Linked DNA regions of Homo sapiens: region 2 is linked to region 1. Evidence: read pairs that join two places in POLR2A ChIA-PET (ENCODE). Cell type or tissue: Panc1. All regions are shown on one strand. Each heading gives the region's core, and the rest is flanking DNA. Links, peaks and the distances in the headings are about the cores only.

Region 1 (9,292 bases), core at 3,275-8,274:
GGCCAATGAGAGTAAAGGTCTACCCAGGCAGGGGATGATGGCCAAGAATCATTTGGGTGGAGGCAGAATGTGCCAGTCCTGTCTCTGTCTAGAGATGTGCAGCTGAAGGTGAAGTCTGATAAGCTCAGCGTAGATAAGGCCTGGGGATTTGGGACCAATACAGTGAAAAATCGAATGGACGAGGTCTGAAGGAACATTTGGGTCAACACAAGCCACCCTAACAGCATAATCACTACCTAGGATGGTAGATGAATGCTGTCTAACAGACGACTCTGACTGACGTAGTACCTCCCACGGAGGGTCAGCGTGCAAGGTGGACACAGTGCAGTCCAAGGCTCTTGACTACAGCAGAAGCCTGGGTGAGCTGTCGGGGGACTGCTAATAGAAGTGGACGTAGAACTGGCAAGCCAGGCATGGGGGCTCATGCCTGTAATCCCAGCATTTTGGGAGGCCAAGGCTGGAGGATCATTTGAGGTCAGGAGTTCGAGACCAGCCTGGCCAATGTGGTGAAACCCCGTCTCTATTAAAAATACAAAAGTTAGCCAGGCGTGATGGTGCAAGCCTGTAACCCCAGCTACTCGAGAGGCTGAGGCAGGAGAATCACTTGAATCCGGGAGGTGGAGGTTGCAGTGAGCCGAGATTGTGCCATTGCACTCCAGCCTGGGTGACAGAGCAAGACTCCATCTCAGGAAAAAAAAAAAATGGAGGTAGAACTGAACTCTGAGGATGTTTAGGATTTGAATAAGAGAAGGAGAGAGCATCGCAGATGAAGAAAGCAACATGCACAGAAGTGTCGAGTAAGGAGAGTATTGCGGTGTGCACAAATGACAGGGAAGGGTCAGACCTAAAAGAAGAGGATGTTATGAACTGAACACAGAAAAACATGATGGGGTAAGGGAGGGCAGCTGTGGGGCCTTGGGAGCAATTAGAATTTGGATTCCGTGTGATAGGCAAGTTGGTTCTTGAGGAAAGCTGTGGGATGATGAAAGTGAGTCAGGCAGCAGGCTGTAAATTGGATTGGACGGAGGGAAAGATTAGAGGCAGAGAAACTAGCCAAGAGACTGTTTCAGTTATCGGGCCCAGGCCAAGGGAGTAGTGGCATTGAGAATAAAGAAGAAAAAGTGACTGTGAGGTAAATCCCAAAAAGAAGGCAGAAACTCAAGAAATAAAGGTAAACGTGATAAGCAAAGATGACTCTTGAGCATCCTAATTTTGGAGATGAAAAAATCATGGTTCTGCTGGAATAAGTGGGGTGAGCTGGAGAGGAGCCCCGTTTTGTGGGGGTGGAGGGACATGATGACTTCACTTTGAGGCATCCAATTAGAGATACTTAAGTCAATGAGAATATGGTACTAGAACCCAGGGAGAGATTGGGGCTGGGAATGCATCTGCCTGGTGGTAGATGCCTGGCAGTGAATGAGTTCACCATGGAGGTGGACCAGGGTACAGAGTGAGGGAGTGGGAGAAGGAAGAGGAGAGAGAAGAATGATGGGAGAAATGAGCAGAGACCAGCAAAACACATTAGCAACCCTAAGGGGACTTGGAAAGCGAGTTGAGGTCAACAGGGTCAGTTATCAAAGAGAGGCAAGGCTGAGGATGAGAACCAAGGGAAGGCCCCTGAGTCCCAAAAGCAGCTTGGTGGTGATGTGTGAGTGCAGCCTTTCCAGCTTCCCTGGCACGAGTCTCCTCATCCATGGTTAAATGATCATCCAATTATCATATAGGCCTCCTGACTTGCCTCCCCACCCTGAGCCTTCTTGACCCTAATTCATTCTCCAGTTGCCCATTACAAGAGTGTGCCCTTCCTTTAAAATCATAACCACAATCAATCATTATGTTTCCAAAATACAAATGTAATCATACATCTTCACCTGGACTTGTGGGTTGCTTAGGAAATGAAAGAGGGGTGTGTAGACCCCTCCACTTGTGCGTCCATCAGTGCAGGGCAGGGAGCAGGGACAAGCATTGCCACCTTAAAGGAAGAAGGAGAGAAAGGGCCAAGGAGAAAAGAAAGAGGAAGTGAGCATGTTCAGAAGCAAGAGCCAAGAAGACCCTGCCACGTCGGATAAGCGGAAAGACTCCAGAGGAAGACAGAGTTGCTGTGCAGGTTCCCACACGCCTTCTGTCTACAGCCACCTGCAGAACTGCAGGCAGCAGCCTCCTTGCCCGGCGGGAGCCTCTTGCACAGGGCCTCCCCATTCACTCTCTACTGGCTCCACTGCAACTTACGTCTTTGTCCCAAAGGGAAGACTGACATTTGTTTGTTTATCATAACTAGCTTCGCTTGCTCTGAATTTATTTGTGTGCCTGCTCAACCCTTTTCTGAACTATTTTCTGGTTTGTATTTGTCATGACTGTGGTCCCTTAACTGACTGTGATCCTTGTCATCAACTCTGCACCTTATGGGCACTGAGAATTCAGTAACTGGCTCATCAATACTCAGCTCCAGGCTGGGGACCCTAATTCCTAGGGACACTTTCTTATCCAAGCGAATTCCCCCCACAGTCAGAGCAGCCCTTCATGTGAATTAGCTATTTTCTATTGCTCTTTGTCGCCTGTGAATATGTAATTGCATGGGATCGGGAGGAAGGCAGTGATAGAATCCTAGATTGTGTGTTGGCAAGGGCTTTAGAAATCACCCTATTCAACCTCCCACTCGCAGGAATCCCTTCAACAGCTTTTATTTAACTTATTAATAGCTTTTCTCTTGATTTAAACTGTTCCCAAAAATAAATATTGGGTAGGTGATCCAAGGAGTAGTTTGAGAGTTGATATTACCAGGAATATCGTAATGAACAGGCCTCTTCTTAAGCACTCAGAATTTGGCTGGACTCGTGAGCGTCCATGTTGCGCTTTGTCCTTCCCATCTGAGTTTTGTTATCTTGCTACTGACTGCAACCCCGCCATGGAGACAGCACTCAGAGTTTTCACAGGGGCTTGGTGAAGCCTCAAGCCCATAACAGACCACCATAAGGACTCCATGCTCCCTAAATGCATTAAACAGTTCCAAAGATGTGTTTTTTGCTTTGGGGTTTTTTGGGGGTTTTTTGTTTGTTTGTTTTTGAGATAGGGCCTTGCTCTGTCGTCCAGGGTGGAGTGCAGTGGCGTGATCATGACTCACTTTGGCTTGAACCTCTCAGACTCAAGCAGTACTCCTGCCTCACCCTCCAGAGTAGCTGCGACTATAGGTGTGCACCACCACACCTGGCTAATGTTTTGATTTTTTTTTGTAGACAAAGTCTCGCTGTGTTGCCCAGGCTGGTCTCAAATTCCTGGGCCCAAGCGATCCTTTTGCCTCAGCTTCCCAAAATGCTGGGATTACAGGCATGAGCCACTGTGCCTAACCTCAAATATGTGTTTTTAATGATGTTTAAGAGCCTCACTTGTATAGCAGCAGCTTTTATGTGTATCTCATGCTGTTAAACCTATAGGAACAGGGGCCTGGCAGCCCCTGTGTCATTGAGGCTCTGTTTTGCTGCTTTATCATTCAATAAGCTGGGCTGCACATACACAAACCTGTCTCTGTAGTAAAGAAACAGTTTTGGCTGGGCACAGTGGCTCACGCCTATAATCCTAGCACTTTGGGAGGCCGAGGCAGGCAGATCACTTGAGGTCAGGAGTTTGAGACCAGCCTGGCAAAGATGGTGAAACCTCGTCTCTACTAAAAATACAAAAATTAGCCGGGCGTGGTGGCAGGCACCTTTAACCCCAGCTACTCAGGAGGCTGAGGCAGGAGAATCGCTTGAACCTGGGAGGTGGAGGTTGCAGTGAGCCGAGATCATGCCACTGCACTCCAGCCTGGGCGACAGAGCGAGACTCCATCTCAAAAAAAAAACAACAACAGTCTCGAGGAGGCCAGAGGAGCATGTTTTGTTCCCCCCACCTTTGGAAAGAAAAAAACATTGTACAAGTGGAAAATCTTCACTAATGCAACATAAAACTTGGCGATTTTCATCACACCAGGTCAGGTAATCCCAGGCTGTGCTTCTTGAGGCAGTGGAAGCTGATTTCCTTTGCTCACTTATCACCTGTGCCTCTCAATGGCATGTCTGTAACAGGAGGCAGAGGCCTCCTTCCCGAGGTCCATGGGTCAGAGTTTTACCATACGAGATGGCGGTGTGGGAGGTGTGATTTGTCCCATAAGATCTCTAAATCCCACCACCCATTCTGTAACAGTTGATAGTCCTCAGCACTGCATTTTCCAGTTACTCATGTTTACAGACAAATGTCTCTTTGTCTGTAGTTGCTCTCTGAAGAAATCAAAGAGCAGCTGTTGTCCTGCCTCAGCACCATGGCATAGGAGGTCCAGAGTTAGCATCGAGGATGACAGTGACGCTGTTTCTGCTCTGGTATCACTTGCCCCTTGCTCCTACTGCCCTAGCCCTTGTGTCACTTCCTTGTTCTCCTGAACAGTTTTTTTTTTTTTTTTTTTTTTTGAGACAGAGTCTTGCTCTGTCACCCAGGCTGGAGTAGCAGTGGCGTGATCTCGGCTCACTGCAACCTCAGCCTCCCAGGTGCAAGCCATTCTTGTGCCTCAGCCTCCTGAGTAGCTGGGATTACAGGCCCCCACCACCACACCCATCTAATTTTTGTATTTTTAGTAGAGGTGGGGTTTTACCATGTTGGCCAGGTCTCAAACTCCTGACCTCAAATGATCCACCCACCCCGGCCTCCCAAAGTGCTGGGATTACAGGCGTGAGCCACCGTGCCGGCCCTGAACAGTCTTCTTTGTGTTTTCCTGCCTCTGTACCTTCGTTAATGATGTTTTCTTACCTGCAGTGCCCTCTCCCTTCTCTCAACTCTGAAGTCGGTGGTACCTAACGATTCTATTTAAATTCTGCCTCCTTGAATTCTCTCCTGTTCTTCCCAGCCTGGAGTGGAGTCCGCTGAGGTCTACTAGAGTTCAAGTTCCATGAGAACAGAGACTGTCTTTTTTTGTTCACTCTCTAATTAGTGCCCAGCACATAATGGATGCTCAATACATGTTTATTGAATGAGAGAGATTGCTCCCTCTAAACGTAGCTGGCATCTGACATTCATGATTTCTGTCTGTATTCCTTTTTCCATACGTGTACACGAGATGATAAGCTTCTTGAGAACAGCAACCATGACTTGGTATCACCCTCTAGCAGAGTCTTGAACATGCTGGGAGCTCAATAAATATCAGTGATTGAACTTACTACATAATCACTCAATAATCCAATCATGTCCCCGAGCTCAGGGGAAGGGGGAGGCAGACAGAATGCCTTCCTCCTGCTGTCTTATACAAAGCCACTCGTGAGCAGCGTCTTATGCAAACACAAGGCCCCATTCTCCCCCAGCCCAGCACTTGCCCACCTAGGAAGGATATTCTCAAGAACATGAGGCTGTTGACATCACATTCCTTTTCCAAAAATGTGCAAAGGACTACAGAATTGTTCAAGAAGCAGTGATCCAGTGCTTGGCTAGTTAATTCCTGAGTAAGCCACTCTGAAAACTGATTATAATCCTGTTTCAAATGGAGAATTGGGAGAAGGCCAATAAAGGGTATATTATTGTATCTTGTAGGAGGGAAGAATCCGGCAGATATTCACTGAGTTATGGCGCCAGAGCCTTCCTCTCTAATGTTATTGTAAATAATTGTTAGAGTAGAAAGCCAGATCAGCAAAGTGAGACTCCAGCATTGCAGTTCCTCTCCACGGAGGTCTTATATAACGAAGACCTCCATAAACAAACATTGCAGAAACATAACATCGGATCTCTCCTCTTAAAGTTCACACTGTGTAATGTAAAGTGGAATAATCATTTTACATTCCTTGTAAGTTCTAAGAAGTCCCTTCTGGGGCAGCTGTTTGCTAAACCTTTTTTGTTTGTTTGTTTGTTTAATAAAAGAAAACAAATTGTGTACCTCTCCACAGTGCCCCCGCTATAGAGCTAAAAGCAGTGATTTCATGTAAGTGTTTCATTTGTCCCCCTCCAGCTCGCCTCTCTCCTAGGAGTCACGAACTCAAGTGCCTCCAGGGCCAGGTAGGTGGTCAGTGAGCTGGTAATGACTAAGGTCTGCATCTGGTGACACACACGTGCAGAGGGCAGCCTTATCCAGCCCCAGGTCATTGTGACCACGAACTGACAAGTGGCCCAGAGTTGCCAGAGCTTTTGATTTTCAGCAGGAAATCCAAACTTTTAGGAATATCACCTGAGTTCTAAATGTTAATAGCTAGTTGAAAAAATTTAATATCTATGCAGGCCAAAGAGTGTCTGTCTCTGTGCCGGGTTCATCCTGTGGAATAGCAGCTTGCAAACTTCATGCCATCCGTTCAGTCTTGCCTGCATTTGGGTGCTTGGAAGTCCTCCTCAGGCTGTGTTTTCCTTGTGCCTCCTACCTTTTTAGAAAGTGCTTCATTGGTTCCCATCAGGGCAGGGCAGGGGCTGGATGGAGGACCTAGTGATGTGTTGGGTATCAGGGGGTGCTGACCTAAGGCTTGTTGGAAACACAAATCCAGAGCTTCTCTGCGTGCTCCCTCCCCTCTTAGAGACGCCCAATCAGTATCTGTCACTGCATAACGAAGTACCTCAAAATTCCGTGGCTGACACAATAAACATTATCTCACCGTTGCTGTGCTCCAGGAATTTGGGAGCAACATGACAGGACGATTCCCACTCCAGTTCTGTCATGAGGTGGCGGTGAGCTCTTAGCCCAGGCTGCAGTCACCCAAGGGCGTGACTGGGGCTGGAGGGTGTTCTTCCCAGGTGGGTCACCCTTGTGGCTGGCAAGCCAGAGCTGGCTGTTGGCCAGAGGCCTGGGTTCCATCCACGTGGATCTCTCCACAGGGCCATTGAGGGTCCTCTTCCAGAGTAAGTGATTCAAGGCAGAGCAAAAGCAGAAGCCACATGCCTTTTACAGCCTAGTCTCAGAAGCCACACATTGTCATTTCTGCGCTGTCTTATTGGTTACACAGGTTTGCCCTGCTCAGTGTGAGAGGAGACCACACCAGGGTGTTGACTTCCAGGAGAACTGGGTCCTCAGGGGCCATCTTAAGGGCTGGCTGTCACAGCTGTGATCACAACCCTCAGTCGGTCCCTTATGAACAAATGGTCCAACCCTGAGAATAGTTTAAAAAAAAAAAAAACCCGAAGGGAATAAAATATATGTCATAGTGATTTGCACCTAATATTCAGCCCACTTACTATTGTGTTCCCCAGATCAGCCTCAGAAATTAAATATCCTTTTTTTTTTTTTTTTTTTTGAGATGGAGTCTTGCTCTGTCGCCCAGGCTGGAGTGCAGTGGCACAATCTTGGCTCACTGCAACCTCTGCCTCCTGGGTTCAAGCGATTCTCTTGCCTCAGCTTCCTAAGTAGCTGAGATTACAGGTTCATGCTACCACACCCAGCTAATTTTTGTATTTTTAGTAGAGATGGAGTTTCACCATGTTGGCCAGGCTGGTCTTGATCTCCTGACCTCAGGTGATCTGCCTGCCTTGGCATCCCAAAGTGCTAGGATTACAGGCGTGAGCCACCATGCCTGGCCTAAATATCCTATTTTTATATCCCATCTTAGAACTGTCTTCCCTGAATGTATCTAAAGTCACTTTTTAAAAATATTTTTTAAAATCCTACCCATACCACCTCTTCAAGCGATAGACTGAGGTGTACCAAACAGAAGAACCCTTGCTTTTCAAGGGAACCCTTTCGCTTGCTGCTTACCCCTGTCTGCTTCCAGGGGTATTCCTAGGTCTCTCAGTTGCTCGAGCAACTAAACCTAACCAACTTCTCTACTAAACCTAACGTTTTGTAAAGATTTGAAAGGAAAATCACTCTGAACAAAGAGTAGTCCCTGCTTTGGTATACCAGTAGCACCTGTGAAGACAGGTGGCCCCAGAAGTTTTCTGGGACCCTCTGAATTGGTAGGAGAGGGGCACCAGTTAATCAGAGGCACAGACAGGGAGGAGCAGGGTTGCTCCTGTTCCTGCAGCAGTATCCATTTCTGGGACCCACTTTCCAAACCACCCCCCCGAATTCTAACAGCAGGAGACACACACACACACATACCCTCAGGCTCTACATCACCTCTGCCTCCTTCAAGACCACCCTTAATATTCATTTTAACCAGATTTTGCCTGAATAAAAACGTGAAGGGGAAGAAAAGGTGCCCCAGTGTGTTTTCCCCTAGGAAAATCCCTACTGGTAACTAGTCTTATTTGCTCAATAAACAAAATCTTAGGCTGGGAACTGAAGGTCAGCACAAGCAGCATCTGCGGGTGTGCACCGGGGCTCTGGGGCCCTGTAACATTTGCGCGTGTACCTGGGGGAAGGGGTGCTGCATCGGCCCGCCCCCCGCAGCCACCCGCCGCAGCAGTGGTCACCGAGTCAGGGTGTGGGGAGGTGGAAATGAAATGCATAATTCATAGGCCGCTGTGGTGTCCAGTCTGTGGGAGGGGTGGTAATTACAGAACTGAGAAATGAGGCTGCAGCGGGCAAGTCACCTCTAGGTTAGAGGCTGCTATGATAGATGGCCTGCATTGTTCTCTTTCTGACCTTTTTCTGAACTTCCCCTTAGAAGAACAGAGGAAATATGGTGCTGCCTTTTCCCATATTGTTTTTGAATAATACCTTCAGACGCCAGCTTTTAGAGTTTCTGTTCTTCCGTTTGGGGTTTTGCTTCCCCCTCCACCCGCCCAATGCCTTGCTTCTTTCCATAGAAAAATCGAATCACTAATGACTTTATCCTAGTATTAATGGTAAATACAGACTACACAAATATTTGTCCACACTGAACACAATACATACGGGGAAAGGAAAAAAAAAACCCGCAGCACCCTCTCCCTCCTTCTGCTCCGCCCTCCACTGCCAAGCAAGACAATCCCAAGAGCCGTCCTCCGTCCTCCGTAATGATGCAGACGGGGCTGATGAGAAGGGTGGGGGGCGTTGCTCGGTAGGAAGTGATGGAACCTAAGCTCTGGCTTGCAGAATAGAATCGTTTTAACCGGACGTGAAGGTGCAAGCAGGAATGATGCTCACTCCCATGTAAGCTATTGATGCTATCCCGGGGGGATAAAGTAACAAGGCTGGGGACTGTGTGCCGTATTCCCTTCATCAGCCTTTCCACTGTGTAACCCGAAAGCCGCAACGTCGTTTCCCTCCACGCTTCTCTCTGCCGCTAGTGATTTCCTGGTCTGAACTGTGACTCCCTAGTGATGGCCTGTAACTTTGGGTTCTGTGATCATCTGAAGTCTATCAACCTCTATATAGTCAGGGAAACCCAGAAGAGGGAAGAGGGAAGATTTCTGTTTGATTTTCACACAAGCAAGACTT
Region 2 (12,103 bases), core at 5,735-10,734, 230 kb before region 1:
TTAGTAGAATTTCAAACGTGTATGCGGTGGTGTGTGACTTTTTTTGCTTGAAAGTTCACACTAGTATCTGGAGTTAATTTGGTTTTAGACATTTAGATTCCTTTACCTTTTGCCCTATGTGAGTAACAAGATTTAGAACTGGTTTTTAATCAAGCAAGGATTTCTAAGAACTTGTTTGGAAAAAGTTCCTCTGCTCACAAAATAGTGATGAAAGAGGAACTTTAAGCTCTAAGTGAATTGGGAACTCATTGCTTCTTCAAATTTAGTAATAATTTCTTTTAAATTTTGAAATCAAAGATGGCTTGTCTTTCTTCTTTTTAGATAGAATAGGAATGCTATTTGCATTCTCAATCAGAGTGAAGAGCCCTAAGAATTGGGTAAATGTGTGCACTTTTTGAGACTGTCTGTGCAAAGTTCTTGACAAAAGATATATGCATACAGCCATGTGCTTTCTGGACCTGCTTCCAGATGGGAGAATGCCTTGACAAATGTCACAGTGATTCATGACTGTTTTACATACTCTATTATGCATTTTGGGTTGAACAACTTGGATTTGTTGCAGGTACGCTTCAATTAAATGTGGAATTTATTATTTGAAGATATTAGCTCAAAATAGAGCTTTTATGCAACTTTAATTGAGACATTCTATCGATTGGGAACACATCTGTGCAGAGCTGTCACTTACAGGATAAAGAAGGTACTGATGCCATATTTGATAGTTACTAATGAGGAATGAGTTAGTTCCCTTCCACCTTGAACGTGATATACAGTTCTCCATGGTAGATTTTGGATGTGAATATCAAGGAAAGCAAAATTAAAAATCTGTGGCTGACGCTCCAGCCGCTGCAGTCCTCTCTCCTTTCTAGCCAGGTGCTCTGTCCCTCATCTGCAGGCCCAGCCCTGGCCCCAGAAGCAGGAACAACCTCCAGCCACACATCATGAGACTCGGTGCCTCTCCAGCATGGATCTGTTCCAACCATGATGGACCTGTCCACCCTGACTGATATCGGAGATTAGGTCTGGCTTCTGGTCCTGGGCCTCACATGATGCTGTGAATCTTAGAACTGAATGTCAATTCCTGGTTCATCCTCAGAGCCCTCACCGCTGAGACCCTGCTGTACTACCTAGACTCCTTTCTCAGGGCCGGGGGCTTCTCAGGTTCCTGAACCACCCACTAGTGGGGCCCTGGTGTCCACTGACAGCCTCCTCATCGCTGCTTTACTGGACGCCTGACTACTGTCCAGCTGACACCTTCCTGGTGCACAGCTCTCTCCTGGACTGTCCACTGTGGCCAGTGTTTGCTGGAATGGGGAGCACCATCTTACTCTTTAAACGCTGCCCTTCACCCACAGCAGGAAGTTTAGCAGGAAGCTGCTCTCTCGGTACCCACAGCCTGGTCAGTTTTCCACAGCTAGCTTACCCCGGCAAATGGGATTATTTCCAGTTTCCAGGCCATTCCTTCCTGCTGCTCCAGCTCCCTGGGAATAAGTAATCAGCTGGCCACACCTACCTGGGAGAAGATATCCACATGAATTACTTAGATATTTACACCCAATGCAAAAATCTTACAGAGAGATGTCTTAAATGGTCAATTAATATATTTGTGTTAGCTTCTTAGCATGATTCCGAGTTAAGGCTTGGAAATAATTTCAATAATAGTTGAACTTGTGATTTTAAAGAACAAGAAGGTGCTACTGGGTGGGAGGTGCCCAGCCTGGGCCCACAGTCAGGTGCGGGAGCTGGTCTCTGCAGGAGAAGTGCTTCCACTGGAGTTCGGTTTCAGCTGTGAACGGTGGGCTTTTACTGACTTTGACAGAGGTTTCTCAGAATCTTAAACCACAAAGAGGCAAACACAATGGCCTCTAACAATTTTCTGATGCACACTGATAGGGGCTGTCTCATTGGTTTGTAGTCATCCAGTTTACAACTGGAAAGGACTTCAGATATCATCTGGCCCTTTGCTTCTCAAATTGCTGATTTTGACTCACTAGTGGTCATGAAATCAATTTAATGGGCTGTGACCAACTTGTAAATGTTTTATTTTTTACAGATAGAATACAATACAATAGAATAGATCAAAGTGGTTCTTATACTGTGAATAAGGTGTTCTTCTGTAAAACTTTTATTTCAAATGTATGTGTGTGTATTAGATAACAATGTGGTTAATATATTATTTACTGAGGTTCATGATTAAACAGTGTCAAAATCACCGACCTAGTCCAAATCCCACATTTTACATCTAAGAGAACTAAAGCTGGAGAGGGGAAGTGATTGGCCTAAATCCATTAAGGTAACAAGCAGTAGAGAGAAAGAAAGTTGAAGCTGGGATTTTAACTGCAGATTTCTACTGTAAGCTATCATGCCCTGTTGGATGCTTCTACCCAAAGAAGAGGGAATTAATACAGGTTCTTGATCTTTATGAGGGTGGGTCACAAAGACTTAGATAGCAGTAGTCATTAAAATATGCAGCAACCATCACCCATATGCTGTTATAGAAAGAGGATGGGGGGAAATGAACTGGTATAAAATAAATGGGCTGAAAGAAGAAGTTAGAAGTCCAGAAAATTAGGTAAACTTCAGAAGGGTCTTTGGATCAAGACTGGGAAAGAAGGTGGTCTTAAATCATAAGAAAGCATGGAAGCTTTGTAGCAATACACTATTTGGTATAACGAGATCATGCTGGTGGCAGGTAAGGGTGAAGAGTCTATTAATGGTTCATTCAAGAAAAGTGGGACTCAAATCAAATTCCTCTGTCTCTTTGGTCTAAGCCACTTATTTATCTGTGGACAATTGTTCCTTTGATAATTCCACCTACTGGGCAGTGTGCTTGGCTTGGTGATAGTTGTCCTGTGGACAACTTTCTTCCTATTCTCAAAGGCCTCCTAAAACATCAGCACACTATGTCAGGGCATTCACTTTTAGAGAATAATGGCCCCCCTAAAATGCAATAATGCAGTTTAGTGAATTCCAATCATTTAAAAAAGGTGCTCTTACAGGCTTAGTGTTCATGATTAAGCTATTTTGACCAGTGAGAATATTGATATTTCACTCACTGAATGATGCTCAATAATTATGACCTACAGACCATCATGATGGTCTCACATGAATTTTGCTTTCAGATTCACATTATTGGGAACGGCAATGCACAGCTTTGCTTTCAACGCTTTCATGAAAGCCAGCTTTCACCAAGCTAGGGGACCCAAATATTGCCCACAGTTTGGCCTCATGGCCAGAGATGTTAGAATAATTCAGGACTTCTGTGCTTAATTCCACTGTTTCAAGGGTATTGTGTTTTCTCAATATACTATGTATATTTTCATTTTCATCAATTCCTCTTAGAATTGAGCCACATTTTTGGGTCAAACATTTAGTAAATGAGCCTCATACTGAGGCTTGCACTTTTATCAGCAGCAAAAACCTAAAGTTTGACTCCTTAGCATCAGTGTCTGGGAAGCTCTTCCACAACGGTGGCTTAATTTCCACCTTTCTTCAACATCTATGATTCTACTGAGCTCAGTCCAGTTTAAAAACAAGTGCCATCTCCAGGTGTCAGCTGCCCAATTTAAGTCTAAGTACTTGTCTTTTCTTGGACAAATCAGCAATAGTTTCCACCCTACCCTATCCTCAGCCACATGTTCAAGCCCAGTGTATTCAGATGTCTCATATCTTCTAAGTCAAAGAACAAACATGTCCAACAGGTGAGTCTTTCAGAGCCCTTCAATTCCCGTTGTTCTTGATCCATGATGGTAGGCCAGGAAGTCTCACATAGCCATCTGCCAGTATTAAAGTAAACCATCTCTATGCTGTTCTTCAACCCCATCTAAATAGTACATAAACATGATGGTTAAGAGCAATTACACGAAAAGTGTTCACACCTTAGTCACTTCCAGAACACAGACTCTCCTAATGGATGGCACCATGGAAGCTGAGCTTTAAAAAGTGTTGAAACGACCTTGTTATTTTGATTGCTGATGCCACATGCTTTTCCTTATGTATCCCAAAGTTCTCAACTTCCTCACTGCCTGGTGACAAGGTGCTATTAGTTCATGCATGCTAGCTAATTAAATTTTAAAAATGGTGCTAAAAACCTCCAACTTGGAGGCATATGAGACACCTCCCCCTCCTGTGGTGTGAACTTTGAAGCTAAGTGTCAGGCCCTTTATACCAAAGGCTTATTTATTTGCTAAATTGATTTTTTTTTTCAGTATGGGACCTAAGGTTCCCTGGGAGATAGATTGCTTCAGGCTTTGATACTTACAAAGATGTTCTTAGAACACCCTACTGCAGCTAGGTACAAGAAGCTACAAACGTGACATCCAAACGAGGATATTCAGTGCAGCCCTGGCTTGTGATTAAGCAGTACAACAGAATAGAGAAATCAGAAATACACCTAGGAATTAATAAATGATAAAAGTGACATTTCAAATCATTTGGAAAAGGATGAATTTCCAGATGGAACTCTACCCTCCTGGAGGGGGGGAAAAAGGGTGTGTCCCTAACTCCATCTTCCAAATAAATTCCTGATATATCAAACATTCTATATTTTAAAAATAAAATTTAAAGAAACTAGAAAAATGAAAGTTTATGAAAAAATATCCTTGGTGGAGAAAACCTTTCTGAGTAAGATGCAAAATGTAGACACTGTTAAAATCAATTAAAGTCAACAACACAAAAACAAATGTTTTCTGATTGGAAGAAATATATGATAAGCAAAGTCAAAGACAATGATAAAGAGGAGAAACTATTTAAGGCATATAAAAGGCTACTTTCTTTAATATGCAAAGAGCTTCTACAAATAAAGTGGGAAAAGATCAATAACCCAACAGAGAAGTGGCAAAGGATCCCTCAGAAAACAAAATACATTGCATTTTAAACATATGAAAAGATGCTCAAACTTGCTCATAATTAGAGAAATGCACATCGAAACTGCAGCAATATACCATCAAATGGTAAAGATTTAAAATTGTGACCACACATTTTAATGACAAGTATGGGAGGGACATATGCATATTTATGGGAATCTAAACTGACATAAACCCTAGAAAGAGAAATTTAGTCATATTTATCGAAATTAAAAACATAGACCATCTTTGACCTAATAATTCCATTTCTAGGAATTTATCTTGCATACTTACCCCAGACATCAATGATGTGTATATGAAAATCTTCACTGCGATGGTGTTTGTAAAAGTAAGAGATGTTTATCAATTGAGAACTTGTTTTAAAAATTAGGATACATTCATACAAGGAAATCCTTAAAAACACTACCTAATTTAACAAGAATGAATGAAGCAAAATGGGACAATTTCCCAAATACCATTAATGAACAAAGCAAGGTAAAGAACAGCATGTATCATATATGATCCATTTGACTATAAAGAAATTTTTAAGAGAGGTTGCCTCTGTGAAGGAGCAGATGGGCCCCAGGGTGGGAGCAAGTGTACTTTTTTCTTATACTCATTTGTACTTTATGAATTATGTACAAAGTTCATGCTTACCTACCTACAACTTGATGCTCTGATGGGAGTATATGAGGTTATGCAACAAGGCTGGCATCATGAAGGGATCCAGGGATGCAGGTGCCACTTACCAAAATGGAGCGGCATAGCTGATGGATGCCAGGAAGTGTAAAAGTCAAGTTCAACAAGAGGGAGCCAAGATCAAAACTAAAGTGATGTTGGGGGAAGAAGAAACGGGGATAAGGCTAAGTAAAAGCAGAACTATAGAGCAAGCATTTAAAAGACAATGAGATAGGCTGGATATGGTGACTCACGCCTGTAATTCCCACATTTTGGCAGGCCGAGGGAGTTGGATCACTTGAGGTCAGGAGTTGAGACCAGCCTGGCCGACATGTTGAAGCCCCGTCTTTACCAAAAATACAAAAATTTGCTGGGCGTGATGGCACATGCCTGTATTCCCAGCAACTTGGTTGGCTGAGGCACCAGAGAATCACTTGAACCTCGGAGGTGGAGGTTGCCATGAGCTGAGATCGTGCCACTGCACTCCAGCCTGCATGACAGAGCAAGACTCTGCCTCAAAAGGCAAAACAAAACAAAACACACACACACACACACACACACACACACACACACACACACACACAAAATGAGATAAAGGGAAAAGGAGCTTTGAATGGCGGCCTTTAGGAGTTGCTAATGACCTGAACTTAGGGCACTGTGTAAATATTTATTCTTACTTAACTATAAGTAATTAATAAAGGTTTATCATCTACTGGGTTACAAAGTCCAGCTACAAATTGGAGGGGATATAATCTCTATCCAAACAGGATATATTGAATATATATCAATATATATTTATATTCAATATTGGTATATATTGAATATAAACCATATTCAATCACCAATGTATGACGATAATGTTGATTCTGTTCTTACAGAGTTTGGGAAGGAATATAAATCCAACTTGGGGCTCATTCTCAGCCTGAAGGAGATAACAAGTAATCATTAATTGATGAAGGTTATCTAAAGCAATAAAGCCTTGCCTTCTTTGTGTTACATGGCCAGGTTGCTGTGCAATTCAGGAGAGTTTTTTATCACGTACCACCACGACTAATAGCTGTATAGGTATCCACGCCAGTCCTCCTGCTTTACATTCAAGTTCAAAGAAGGCAGAGACACCGTGTGTAGTTTTATTTACACAGAACCTGGCAAAGCAGGCTACATAAGTAGACACTTGGTGAAGATATTTTGTTCTCGATGATGGTGGTGGTGATGGTGGTGGTGGTGGCAGTGTTGGTGGTAATGATAAACATTGATGTTGTCTGCCCATCTTGATGGAAACCTTCTCCAGCCCTATTGTCCCCATGGTAGGGAGTGGGAGGGGAATTGAGTAAGGAGTCAATTTCCAGTTTTGAGCCTCAAACTCTTGAATTGCTAGGGTGACAACCAGATAATAAATATACATTGCCATCATAGTTGGCTTTCCAGTCTCGAGCAGTGAGGAGATTTGCCCTGTCCATTTTTCTCCCAACATTCAGTGCCAAGCTGTCATCTAAAGGCCCAATACATCTCTACACGGCATCAACAGTGTAGAGTGTGGCATTTCACTTGTCAAATAATGAATCAATCTATTATTTCAATTTTTAAGAAGACCAAGCTGGGATTGATTATATTTCCTAGTAATAAAAGTAAAATAAAAAATAAAATAAAAACTAATGTAATTTAAATTAAATTGTTCTCTGCAAGAAGGGTCTTTGCTGTTCATTGAGCATAGTCCATTCCCAATGAGTGAAACTATGTTGCTAAAATTTAAGCAGTAAGAAAATAACATTTAGAGTTAGAAAAGACATTCGATTTAGATTGGTTCAACCCTTTCATTTTTACACCGCCACCATATTGCCTCTAAATCTGGGAGTAGACACATTTAAAAAGAAGTCAGTGTTTTATGGCTCATCTTTTTTTTTCCAAAGGAGAAAAGTTGATAGCTTTATAGGAAGAAATTATGCCATCACCTTTCTTTTTTCCTTTTCACTAGAAGTGGGAACAAAGAATGGAGATGATACTGCAATCTTGATCTCTATAACCTCATTTGAAATCATTCTCTATGATTTAGGTTTTCTTGAAATGAAAAGGATAAATTGTGTTAACTCAGTTAAAGTTGGAGGAAAAAGTTGATTGGATATCCTGTTGTCAAGGAAACCAATTCGCTCCACCTCTCTCTCTCCTCTCTCTCTCTCTCTCCCCCTCTTCTATCTCTCTCTATCTCTTTCTATCTCTTTCTCTGTCTCTTTCTCTCTCCTTTTCTCTCTCTCTCTTTTTCTCTGTCATTCTCTCTCTCTCTCTCCTTCTCTCTCTCTCTCTCTCTCTCACACACACACAACTAGTTCATACAGTGCCCTTTAAACTCTTAATTTGGCATTTACAAATTATTTTTAAATACCCAAAGGCTCTACTTTGGATATCTGTACAAGAAACACTCAAGAAAAGTGGTTCCTAGAATTCAAACTCAGTCAGGACTTTTTCTGATTCTGGTGAAGGCACTGTCATTCTGAGTCAGTGCTGTGTCTCAGAGGCATATGAGACAGTCTCCAAGTCATTGCCAACTCAGCTGCAGAATGAGACTGTTTGAAAGAAAGAGCTGGAATGAGAACCTTTAAAAAGCAATAGACTGGTGAGCCGAGATCGCGCCACTGCACTCCAGCCTGGGCGACAGAGCGAGACTCCGTCTCAAAAAAAAAAAAAAAAAAAGCAATAGACTGGGTGCAGTGGCTCATACTTGTAATCCCAGCACTTTGGGAGGCCAAGATGGGTGGATCACTTGAGGTCAGGAGTTTGAGACTAGCCTGGCTAACATGGCAAAATCCCGTCTCTACTAAGAATACAAAAATTAGCCAGGCATGGTGGCGGGCGCCTGTAATCCCAGCTGCCCAGGAGGCTGAGGCAGGAGCATCGCTTGAGCTCAGGAGGCAGAGGTTGCAGTGAGCTGAGATCATGCCACTGCACTCCAGCCTGGGCGACAGAGCAAGACTCTATTGCAAAACAAACAAACAACAACAACAACAAAAAACAAAAACAAAAAGCAATAGAACCACACAACGGTAAGAGAAATGTAGACAGTTCAATTTCTTGAGCCTTTATCGAGCACCTATCACGCTTAAAGCAAGAAGCTATGCACCAAAAAGCAAAAATGAAAAAGTAAGTGAAGGCCAAGTTGAAAGAGATCTTAGGGAGTGAAGCAGGGTTGCTTGTTATTTAAAGACACGCCTTGCCTCCCCGCTCGTCCATCCGAGGAGTACACCTCCCTGCTCCATCAATGTCAGGCTGGGCCAGGTGTCTTGCTTTGGCCTCAAAGTGGCCACAGTGCCCTCCTGCCCACATCTTGGGTTTAGCCGTGTGACTTGGTTTAACCAATAGGGTATAAGCTGAAATGATTCAGCAGAAATGTATAATGTTCTTGCACCATCAGGCTTGCTCTCTTGAGTCTTTGCCCTTACCATGAGAACCTGCCAGCCGAGCTTACACTTCCAAAGAGGATGAGAGACATGCAGAGCCTTGGTGCCCCACATGAGGTCCTCCCCAGCAGATACACCCAGAAGTCCAGCGGAGCCATCCAGCCAAGTGCAGCTTAGGCCAGCCAACTCCAGCTGACCCTTAGACACATGATAAATCATAAATTGTTGCTTATGTCACTGAGTTTTGGGGTAGTCCATTATGCAGCAATGACTAATACAGAGAGCATCTTAACATCTTAATTTATTACTTTTTCAGGACCACGTAGCAAACCAAAAAGTAGGTAGAAGAACTTGACCAAAACTGTGGGCTTCCTAGGAGGGGCCATTTCCATAAAGAGGACAAGCCAATCCCTTTCAAAAATGGGTATCAGGAGAACAGACATCATGAATACTATGGAGATAGGACCCCCAAATCACTGGAGCCCATTGGAATGTACGTCGGCAACACAGGAGAACTTTAATGCACCTACAAAAGTGATCGCTGACCCAGAGGTCTACGAAAAGCTGCAAAAAAATCGCTCAGTGGCTGAAGAGAAGCTGCGTGAAAACCAACTAAAATGATTAGGACTTCAGTGTGGAAAGACACATGTTGAGAATCAATACAATTCAAGCCTGTTAAATCTTGAATAGAGTAAGTGGTCTGAACGTGGGTTTGCTCACCAGAATCTGGAATTTTAGAAACAAAGGAGCATACAAAGGAGAAATTCAGAAAATAAAGAGAAGGGCTATATTACTTTACACGGCCAAGAACTAGGGTGACCATATGCCCCAGCATATCCGGGATAGTCTTAGGTGATAAGGTTATCCTGGGGTAATTATTAATAGCACTTCCTTTCACTTTCAAAAGGGAACTGGATTGGGTGATAAATTACACGGTCATGTTGCTGGCAGCACACTTTCCCCATGGGCTGAAGGACCCGAGTCTGAGTAAGGTTCAGATATGCTCATGGGGTAAGACCTGCTGTGCACTGTCAAGGCAAGTTGGACAGTTTGTGCTCTGAGGCAAAGAGGCCACCACATCCCGTGGCAACACCCCTCAGCACAGCAACGGGAGATGATGCTGTGCCCAGCCCAGCAAGGCTGCAAAGGCTGGAAAGTGGTACTCTTTCAGGCCAGCAGAGTCCCCCCGTGGGCAACCCCAGGGTCTTCTCTAGAAGCCTTGTCTGTACTGCAGGACTCCCTCTTTGTGGGCCCTTTGAAAAATAGAAACACATACAACATTCCTAATCTTGGCATTTCTTCTATATCAGTTCAACACGTGAAAATCAAAATATCGTACATAATAGAAAATATCGTACATAATAGAAACGTTGAGTTTCCTTCTTACCCACACAGAGGTCCATACAGCTTTCTGAGCTCCATTTGGCTTTCCCAAAAACCCTGAAGGAAACACAGCACTATAGTAAGAATAAGATTAAGCAAAATTCCAATTATTCAAACTTATTCAGTAAACAATTTGGAACAGCAAGAATACAATTACAGAAACAATAAAAAAGAATGGAAGTTATATTGCTTTCAGGTACTTTGAAACATTGGAATAAACAAAAGGCTTTAAAAAAAATTGCCATGTAAAAGTCTTGGACAGGAGAGATCACCAGTTCTTAAACTACTTATGTATACTTGCTGCTAAAATATTCAAAAAGTTTGCTTTCTCAACTATAACATTGCCCTCTGAAATTTGATTTAGCATTATCATATAGCCCTTTTTACTGCCACTATATGTAACTTCTACTGAGTCTATCAAAATTATCACAAATTCTGAATTATCATGATCCATTCGAGTTAAACTTTAATTAAATTCAACATGTTTAAGATATATAAGACAAAATGCTAGACACTTTGTTGTTGTTGTTGTTTTGTTTGTTTTTTCGAGACAGAGTTTTGCTCTGCCACCCAGGCTGGAGTGCAGTGGTGTGATCTCAGCTCGTTGCAACCTCCACCTCCCGGATTCAAGCGATTCTCCTGTCTCAGCCTCCTGAGTAGCTGGGATTACAGGCATGTGCCACCACACCCAGCTAATTTTTGTATTTTTAATAAAGACAGGATTTCACCATGTTGGCCAGGCTGGTCTGGAACTCCTGACCTCAGGTCATCTGCCTGCCTTGGCCTCCCAAAGTGCTGGGATTACAGGTATGAGCCACTGTGCCTGGCTAGACACATTTTATAATGGGAAAGAAGTGTAGCTGGGTTGACGGAGGGGTGGAAAATGCTAGATCCATTGTGTGGTGGGAATGGACTAGACCTGAAAATACTCATGAGTTGGGGTGGGTGTGGGGGGTGGCAAATGGTAGATTTGTGTTGTGAGAATGGAGTATGGGGTGGATACATAAGGGGTGGAATGAAGGTGGAAAGTTGGGGGTTAGGAGTGTGGATGTCCTGCATGGAAACACATGCCTTTCTCATGAAATCTACTGAATTCTGCAGCGTAAGCTTGCCATATATCAAGGAAAGTATATATGAATATAAAAATAGTCAGCGAAATTACTATGTTCTAGAAAGAACTTGGCAGGGCTTGTAGCTGTGAGGATGGCGGGCTGCAAAGGAGCATATGTGGAGGCTCTCCAGAGGCGGGAGCACAGCGTTCTCCTCATGTCGACAGCTACGCCGTTTTCCTCAGAATGTTAATACCAAATTAATTATTCCACGGAATACAACTGATCATTTCCCCCCAGAAATGTGTGAAATGCATTTTCTTTAGCTTTCCGATCTGGTTTGTTGTTCTATCTTGACACTTTAAAATTTCTTCACACTTGTTTCAAGGGGCTAACAGGAAGCCTCATTGAGACTGTTGTTTGTGAGCTTAAAAGTTGTGAACCGCCCACCCCAGAGAGAGAGATGAGAGGAGAAGGTGTTTAAAAATGCTAGGAAGACAGAAACAACAATGACAAATCATGGAAAAGGTGATGGACACAGAAAGGAATGGAAAAGAAATAATTGAGAAGGTGGGGGCAGAAAAGGACAGAAAGAGCAGCTTTCTTTTCTATCTAGTGCCAAGGGCCAGCCTTTCCGGAGGTAGGGATGGGGGAAATTCTAGAGATGTTGAAGGGATATTATCAGGATTGTCCCAAATTTAGTCTTCCTGCCTTTGTTTGGCTTGGTGGTTCTTCCCATGCAGGGTGTTCCGGCTCCTGG

The links. Peaks named below come from ENCODE experiments on the same cell type or tissue, not always from the same donor. Only the 100,000 strongest peaks of a DNase experiment are listed, where the experiment ranks them.
Region 2: POLR2A ChIA-PET joins it to region 1 with 5 read pairs; 2 of 35 experiments call an interaction of 5 or more read pairs at or near these places.

The regions. Positions count from the first base shown.
Region 1 is chr7:139,648,284-139,657,575 of GRCh38, reverse strand. The region is part of intron 2 of HIPK2 (homeodomain interacting protein kinase 2); the gene reads left to right. Among named protein-coding and RNA genes, the nearest start is that of HIPK2, 130 kb to the left of the region's middle. RefSeq lists an enhancer at 7,961-8,230. In Panc1, for the core only: no CTCF peak of the experiment used is centred there; a DNase peak (open chromatin) is centred at 6,045; H3K27ac peaks cover 219 bases.
Region 2 is chr7:139,873,833-139,885,935 of GRCh38, reverse strand. It overlaps TBXAS1 (thromboxane A synthase 1), which reads right to left. Exons shown (of 13, transcript NM_001061.7): 3 at 10,299-10,351. It overlaps LOC107986853 (a long non-coding RNA gene), which reads right to left and starts at 5,879. Exons shown (of 2, transcript XR_001745384.2): 1 at 5,503-5,879; 2 at 2,012-3,820. In Panc1, for the core only: no CTCF peak of the experiment used is centred there; a DNase peak (open chromatin) is centred at 8,035.